2 separate regions of the Homo sapiens genome follow, and region 2 is linked to region 1. The links are chromatin loops, found by intact Hi-C in ENCODE. Cell type or tissue: endothelial cell of umbilical vein. All regions are shown on one strand. Links, peaks and the distances in the headings refer to the core of each region. The heading gives the core; the rest is flanking DNA.

Region 1 (4,405 bases), core at 166-4,165:
ACTGGGAGAGATAATAAATCTAGATGCTCCCCCTCCCCATTCCTTCACAGTATAAATTTTTCTCTGTTGATTTTCTGGTTCTCTTTTTGAAGTGTTAATTAGTCAAACACGAATAGTACTTATATGATTTCTCCATGCTATAGTTGATCTGGATATAATGGGTTTTCAGAAAATAGTTTTTTAAAATTCCTTAAAATACAGTAGTTTCCCCTTGTCCATGTGGGATGTCATGCAAGACTCTTTATGGATGCTTGAAACCTCAGATAATACTGAATCTTGTATATACTATGAACAAGTTTCTCTCTCCTTTACAATTTCAGAAGCTGGTACTACATTTCTTTTTTGAGATGGAGTCTCGTTCTGTTGCCCAGGCTGGAGTGCAATGGTGCGATCTCGGCTCACTGCAACCTCCACTTCCTGGGTTCAAGCGATTCTCATGCCTCAGCCTCTGGAGTAGCTGAGATTACAGGCGTATGCCACCATGCCCAGCTAATTTTTGTATTTTTAGCAGTGATGAGTTTTTGCCATCTCTGGCCAGGCTGGTCTCAAACTCCTGACCTCAAGTGATCTGCCCGCACTGGCCTCCCAAAGTGCTGGGATTACAGGCGTGAGCCACCGTGCCCGGCTAGTACTGTTTCTTGTACAGTGTGCAGAAGGATGACACAATTAAACCTCTTTTCTAATAAGTTACCCAGTCTCAGATATTTCTTTTTAGCAATGCAAAAATGGACTAAAACAAGGACTTTCACCTTTTCACTTAAAGGAAGCACTTTACAGCTTCTTTTGGCAAATCCAAACTCACTAGCCTTGAATTTTGGGACCACTGTTAAGTAAAAAAGGGTTACTTTAACACAAGCACTGCGATGATACTGCCGACAGTTGATCTGACAGTCAAAGCAGTCACTAAGTGACTAACAGACAGGCAGTATATAGAGCATGGGTACTCTGGACAAAGGGATGATTCTGGTTCTGGGTGGGCTGGAGAGGGACAGTGTAATATTTCATCACACTATTCAAAGATGTCCAATTTAAAACTTAAAGTTAATTATTTCTGTAATTTTCCATTTACTATTTTTAAACTGTGGTTGACCACAAGCAGCTGAAACCATGGAAAGTAAAACCACAGATAAGGGGCAGGGGGAACTACTGTAGTGTAATAAGAAATATATTTGTCGGGGGATGGGGGAGGGATAGCATTAGGAGATATACCTAATGTTAAATGACGAGTTAATGGGTGCAGCACACCAACACGGTACATGTATACATATGTAACTAACCTGCATGTTGTGCACATGTACCCTAAAACTTAAAGTGTAATAAAAAAAAGAAAAAAAAAAGAAGAAATATATTTGTTCTTTGTCCCAGTGCCTAGCACAGAGCTCCTAAAACTCTTGAAATTTCCCTGATCAGAGAGTCTTCTTTTATGCATAAAGAGCTCCTTTCCACAGCAGAATGTATGCTAATTAGTTGACTTTGGATGGGATCCCTACATAGCCTCAGGTTGGGGCTGGTTACCAGAAAGACCAAGTGATTAGAGGGTGGAAACTTTCAGCCCCACCCTTGACTTTTAGGGAGGGAAGAAGGGCTGGAGACTGAGCTCTATAAAAACTCTTGAATAACAGGAATCAATGAGCTTTAGAATTAGTGAACTTGTCCACCCATGGAGGATGGAGATGGAAGCGCCTCTGCTTGGAAACCCTTCTGAACCTCACGTTATGTATCTTTTTATATGGACGTTCATTTGTGTCCTTTATAATAAACCAGTAAACATAAGAGAAGCATCTTCTTGAGTTCTGTGAGGCATTCGAGCAAATTACCAAACCTTAGGAAGGGATCAGGAGAATCCTGAATTTATAGCCAGTTGGTCAGAAGTACCGGAGGCCCAGGATTTATGACAGACACCTGAAGTGGGGGTAGTCCTGTGGGACCAAGCCTTTAAGCTGTGGGATCTGAGCTAACTCTGGGTGTCAGAATTGAACTGAGTTGTTATACACCCAGCTGGTGTCCAGAGAATCAGAGAATTGGTTGTTGGAGTTGGAAAATCCCTCAGACTTCCCAAGTTTCCCTTTGCATATTTTTAACCTATTAGTCATACTTATGGAAAGAGCAGTAGCTTCATTGATGAAACAAACATTGCTAACCAGTATTACTGCTTCACTATGTGCCTTCAGACAATTAATTTGGGCTTAGTGAACGGTATTTAGAGACTCATGAGAACGAGGCAATAGCCAAGATACACTTGGAAAACAGTAAATCTTGAAATCGAAATGATGAACTAGTCCTATCATCACCTTGAATTGATAAATGAGAATAACATTCCTTTAAGGTTATTCACTCTAGTGTCATGTTAAGTAGTTCTCTCACTGACTTTGGTTTAGATACTTTCTGAATATGCCATTCTCTTTACCCATTTTCATAGTCAAACACTGAGTTAAAATATTTAGGCTTTCCTTCTAAATCATTTTCTCCATTGTCTAACTTTTTACTGCTGGTGTTTATTTTTTATTTTTGAGTTATTTCTAGCATTTCAGGATCCTAGTGGCCTTCCTGTCTGTGCAAGTCACAATACACGGCCAGCACTGGGCGTGCCCAGTGAGGTAAGACAATAAGAAACTGTCCATGGCATGGCCTTTAAAAAAAACTGTAATACTGTGTTGGAATCATTCCAAACATCACAATTGCGGTTTGTCACATCTTATAGATCTGAACCAAAATTATTCTTTTTTAAAAGATGTCATCACACATTTATTGGGGAGGTAAGGCAATAAATGGATCATTTAACACGAATATAATTTTGCACAGAACACTTGTCTGTGAAGGAACAGGAAACAATGTGTTTGTTGAAAAAAATCTACTTTGGGTCAAGCATTACTAATTAATATTGATTGCTTTTTTACTCTGCATATGAATCCTCATCATTGGTATTACAGGTCCATAATCCCTTATATGAAATCCTTCCGGCTAAATATGTGTCAGGATTCCGAAATCTTTGGGTTTTAGGCCTGGGGTGTCTTTCTTCGGTAAACAACATTAATCCTTCCTCAGTGAAATGTATGCATATCTATATAGGATAGAATAAGTAAAGGCTGTAAGTAGCCCCACATCAGTGCTAGTCAGGTTTTCACATAATGGATTCGGGTCACATCAGGTTTTTCTGCAAAGTAAGAAAAAAATGGTTTCTAGTGGTTTAGGGGTTTCAGAATTGTGAATAAGGGATAGTGAGCCTGTACTACCCTAGTTTTATGAAGGGAAACTTGGCATCTAGAACGGTTACTACAAGTTAAAAATACAGAATTTAAACCTAGACTTGTCTTGATCCAACGATTGTTGTTGCTCTATTGAACCTAAATTAAGGATTATGAAGTTGTGTTCCTTCTGTAAGAGTAATTAAAGAATTGGGTTCTTCAAGGGACACTAAAAATAAAAGCTGTAAAAGATTATCCATTATTGAATCAATATTTTTAATACTTTTGAACAATTTTCCAGTGTGATCACCAATCACAAAATCACAGGAAAGGTTATTTTTCCATGGTTTAGAAGTTAATTTTTATTCAATAAAAGGAAAGCTTCTCTGCTTTCTCCACTTATCTAATTTCAAATTAACTCAAGTGGCTGTCAAAGAGATTGCTTTGACTCTGAAAGTTTGATGGTAGATTAGATTTGAAGGACCCAGGAAGCTATTATTTTCATGGCAATCCTTGTGGCCTGTTAATTAATTATGATTTATGTTCATCTGTGTCCCCACCCTACAAAGACCTTTTTTTTAAAGCCTACTAGAGGGTATAGGCTATTAACAAGGTATTAACTGGATATCACGGACACAATGACAATGCAGTTTTGCCTGGGCAAAAAAAAAAAAAAAAAAAAAAAAAAAAGCTAGTATGCTATTTGACCAGAACTTTGACCAGGATTTTAAGAAAAAACATGATGTTTTATCCTGAATACTAGATGCTGCATGCTAAAACTTTAGAGCAAGTAATCCTTTCGAAGGCCAAATATAGTCCCCATGTGTTGCAATAAACCAGGATTTTCTACACTTACCACTCTGCCCTTAGGTGAACTTCCCATGATTATACCACAAACAAAGAAACAGAGTAATTCTCGTGGAATACTTGAAGCTGGAAATAATGAGTACAATTCATGCCATACATTTTAAGAAATGGGTTCTTAAAAATAACTAAAATTTTACTCCTACGCTGCTGTCCTCAGTGAGCAAAGAATCATCAGATCATCCACTTTAAGAAGATTTCACACTATAGTCAAATTAGTTAAATATTTGGCAAGCAAATTTCTATTGCATCTACAAATTTTATGTAATAACTATTTGTAGCCTAATAATTGTAAAAACAGCTTTTAACCTCCATACCTAGGTCTTCACTAACAAAGTTTGATGATTCAACAAATG
Region 2 (4,405 bases), core at 310-4,309, 150 kb before region 1:
GTACACAACTAACTAAGTCTATTGGTGGCTCTATTTCTTTCAAAGGGCTTTGCTCTCCAGGGATGTAGTATATGTTGATTGTTTTGGTTAACAAGTTAAGAAAATAATCTTGCTCTCAAATAAACCAATATTTGTTGAGGTTCTTAGTTTTATATTATACACTGAAAATAAGTATTCCTTTATACACTGTGAAAATAAACAACAAAAATAAAAGATGTTGTCCTACTCCTGTTGTAACTTCTTGCTAAGGAAGACACAAATAAACAGAGAACAAATTCCTGCCCATGGGGACATTATATTCTCAGGCAACAAGACAGCTGTGGAAAACAACTAAAAAACAATGTGAATCCTTTAGAGCAACACTTTTCAGATTTTAAAGTTTATAGAGACACCTTGGGATCTTGCTAAAATGCAGATTCAAGTTCAGTAGAGTTTCAGATTGGATGCTGAGCTTCTGTATTTGCAACAAGTTTCCAGGTGATACTGGATGCTGCTGGTCTCTGCACCCCATTTTGAATAGCAAGAAGACCACAAGGTCTGAACTAGACTCTGGCACCAGCCAGTTGAGCTAGTCACTTTCTCTCCCTAGATTTAGTCTATTATATGCAGAAGAGTTTAAGGAAATAAACAAGTCTGTGATGTTTCTTGCAACTCTACCACTTTGATCCTCCATGAGTTTATATTGGTGCACAGGCAGTTCCTGATTTATGATAGTTTAACTTACTACTTTTTAACTTACGGGTGGTATTGGGATATAACCCTATTATAAGTTGAGGAGCTCCTTACAACTTACAATGGGGTTACGATTTCTACTAAATGTATTATTGCTTTCACACTATCCTAAAGTCAAAAAAATAATAAATTGAATCATTGTTAAGTCAGGGACCATCTGCTGTGTTGTCTGCTTTAAATGCATTTTCAAGTTATAGTATAAGGAGCTTATCAGGATGTAATCCTATCATAAGTTGAGAATCATCTATAGTTTTTCCCTTTTCTCTCTTAACACTTATTTCCTCATTCAAAATTTAGACCAATCCTGATTGAAATCTGTGATAGGAAAAAATGCAGATGAGAAAGTGAGCTATTCTGTTTCCTAAATCAGTGGCTCTCCTCCTTACACAATTTATCCAATAATTTAAGTAATTATTAGATTATTGCATAAAATTCTTCCTTTTCAAATAATTCCTGTATTTTACATAAATTGTCTTTTAAGTTTTCTGCTTTAATATTCCATTCCTCTACTCCATTCAGCTCTTTACCATCAGAATGTAAGTTTGAATGTTTTTATCTGCCATGAAGTTCTCTAATGTCTTATTCTTGTTTTTTAAAGGAAATATCCTCCCACAAAGTGCCTAAAAATCTGCATTTTTAAACTGAAAGGAAAACATTTTAAATTTAATATTTTACTAGAAATAATTGCTCACATCATATATCTTATGTTAAGAATGACTGGCGATGGAGGCAGGAACATTTAAGATTCTCACGAAGATTTTCCCTTCAATGTCCCCTACTGTAGTGCTTCCCCTCAGGCCCTATCTGACTGCCATTGCAGTGAGCAACTGTGGATTGAGAATATATTGAGCCACACACTGAGGATATATTAAGCACATATTGAGAATTACTGAGCGAAAGAAAGCATGGTCAGACAAACTTTGAAACAAAGGAGGAGTTGCCAATTTCTGAACAGAGTTAAGTTATCATTATGAAATTGCATTTCCCATTTGTTTAGACAAATAAAACAGCTGGGTTGGACATCTTAAGGTTGCCTAATGAGAAAATAAGGGCTTTTTGTAAAGAATTGATATTTCTAAAGTATTAAAAGACCTGCTGCTTAAGACTTTTAGAGTTTTTTTCTGCAAAAGGCTATACATAGAGGTTTTATTATCTCCAAGAGCCACACTTCCATTGATACCAGAAAATGAGTGTTCTTTGAATTTTCTACCAGCAAAATCAATGTACTTTTCTTTCTCAGAATCTGTGTAGAAAGTAGCACTCTTTAAAATAAAAAAAATACTGTCTACATAAAGAAGTATAAATAAATAATATTGGAAGCTGTTTATGGGAAATACCAAGTGGCTATCAGTTAATATACCTAATTTAGGGAATTCATCCCTCTCTTGGGTCTGGTCTTTAACATTGTAAAATCAGACACATAAATATCAATACTCAAGGTAGATTTGCCTTTCTAGAGCACAGTTCCATTTTCAAAGCTTACAGGTACACAGGAATATAATTAGGAAAGTAAAAGAAAGAAAGGAAGATGAAGAGAGAAAGAAAGAGGGAGGAAAGAAGGAAGGAAGGAAGGAGGGAGGGAAGGAGGGAAGGAAGGAGGGAGGGAAGGAGGGAAGGAAGGAGGGAAGGAAGGAAGGAACTTGCTTAGGAATAATTAATACACTTTCTCCCTCAAAAAAAAACCATCTGGAAAATATCTCATGACTAGAAAGTTACTCAGTAAGCAGGGAATCAGAACAAGGGTAATTAAAAAATTATTTAAATATTTACTATCTTGTGCTTTGATATTTTGATGGATAAATCCATCATCATAGTATTAGGGAGGGACCAACAAGGGCAACAAAAACCACTCAGTGTTTGAACAGACGTAATTTAATCCATGATTACACAGCTAGTGGAAAGACTGACTAACCAGCAGGCAATGTTAGCAATAGTAGGAAGTTATAACCTTCCCTAGGCTAGAGACAGACAAAAGGAAAAGGCCAGATTATAGAACCTGATGAGTCAGCCAGCCATGAGTGCAACTATAGTGAGTCTATCCAGTGGGAGCTAGAGCCATGGAGGAGCAATCACTTCCTGAGATATGATCCAAGGAGGAAAGGGAAGGGAAAAATACACTGATTTCTCTCTTATTCTCACCTTCCAATCTCCTGACAATGCATGTCATCTACTGAACCCACCCACAAATCAGCTCTTGAATTGATTTTCAAGCCATTTTTTTCTTTACTCTTTGGAAGTTATTCACTGCCTATTCTTTTGGCAATTTCTCTAGAAATTTTAATATGCAAACTTATCAAAATCTAAAATTAATTAATATCTTCATATTTTCCCCAAACAATGTGATTATGTTCACCCTTCTTACTTTTTATGTAATTTTAGATATTTTAAATCCCATATAACATTGTCATTATTTTATACATTATTATTTATTACATTATCATTATTATTTTACTATTTATGTAGTAATAATTGTCATAACATACACACTATATTCCCAGTACTTTACTAAGTACTTTACTGTTTCATATCATTCTTATGATTACCCATGAGAGAGGTGACTTTATTATCACCACTGTACAAATGAGAAAACAAAGGCATATTGAGGTTTATTAATTTGCCCATGGTCATACCAACTAAATGATAGTCATATTTTCAATTCAGGTTGTTGGCTTCAGAGTCCAATCCCCTAATCACTCTGTAGAGTTTCTGCCTATGAATGTTTTCTTACATTTTCCCCACATATTTGCAAATTTCAAGCTTTAGCATCTAACATCTCAGCCCATCTATCTAAAAGCATTTTTTCCACCTAAATACCTTACTGTAGATTTGCTGGTGACAACCTTAGGTTTTGGTTGTATGAAGTGGTCTATATATTTCCTTCATTTTTGAGAAAGATTATTTTTGTTGGCTGTACTATTCTAGGTTGACAAGTATCTCCGTTCAGCATATTGAAGATATTATACCATGTATAAGTTTTCATTATTTTCATAAGGATGTCAGCTGTCATTCTAATTATGGCTCCTTTGTCAGAATTTCTCTTTGGCTGCTCTAAATGTCTGGCCTTTGTCTTTGATAGATTGTAATCTGACTATCACATGTTGTTGGATTCATTTTTTATTTTTATTTAAAAATCAAGTCTTTTTGAATCTGCATTTGGTGTCTTTCAAGTTCTTGAAAGTTCTCAGCCATTATACCTTTAGCTAATACCTCTGTCCTAGTCTCTCTCTCCTCCCCATCCAAAATATTAAGACTTAACTCTCCCATAGCTTTAAGATTTGTATCACACTTTCCATTTCTTTTATTACTTTGAAATGAATTTTGGATATTTTCTCCAGTTTTTAGTTTGGATTAATAAAATTCTAAACTTCAAGTTTTTTTTTTTTAATTTTAGGATTTCTTTTGATTCTTCTCCCAATCTTCTTGTGCCTTATGATTATTTAAACTTTTTTTTCTACTTTTATAAAATGTTTATAATTCCCATTAATGAGGACTTTGCAGGCCAGGTTTTGCTGTTTGTTATTTCTTCCAGTGTTGCTTATGGTGCTTTGTTTCTTTATATGTTTCTGTGATTTTATTTTCCTATGAGGTGCTCACTTTGCCTTGACATTTTACATGTTGAAAACTTTGAGGTCTGGAGTGTTTTTTCTCCAGAACAGATTTAGTTTGCTTCTGC

The links. Hi-C counts contacts between places; a loop is a spot of excess contacts. Peaks named below come from ENCODE experiments on the same cell type or tissue, not always from the same donor. Only the 100,000 strongest peaks of a DNase experiment are listed, where the experiment ranks them.
Region 2: it touches region 1 in a loop (2.2-fold over the local background); 1 of 110 quality-filtered maps calls a loop at or near these places.

What each region holds. Positions count from the first base shown.
Region 1 is chr4:176,836,988-176,841,392 of GRCh38, reverse strand. No RefSeq gene overlaps it. Among named protein-coding and RNA genes, the nearest start is that of LINC02509, 37 kb to the left of the region's middle. In endothelial cell of umbilical vein, for the core only: no CTCF peak of the experiment used is centred there; DNase peaks (open chromatin) are centred at 2,192 and 2,562; H3K27ac peaks cover 1,831 bases.
Region 2 is chr4:176,986,709-176,991,113 of GRCh38, reverse strand. No RefSeq gene overlaps it. Among named protein-coding and RNA genes, the nearest start is that of LINC02509, 110 kb to the right of the region's middle. In endothelial cell of umbilical vein, for the core only: no CTCF peak of the experiment used is centred there; a DNase peak (open chromatin) is centred at 2,693; H3K27ac peaks cover 968 bases.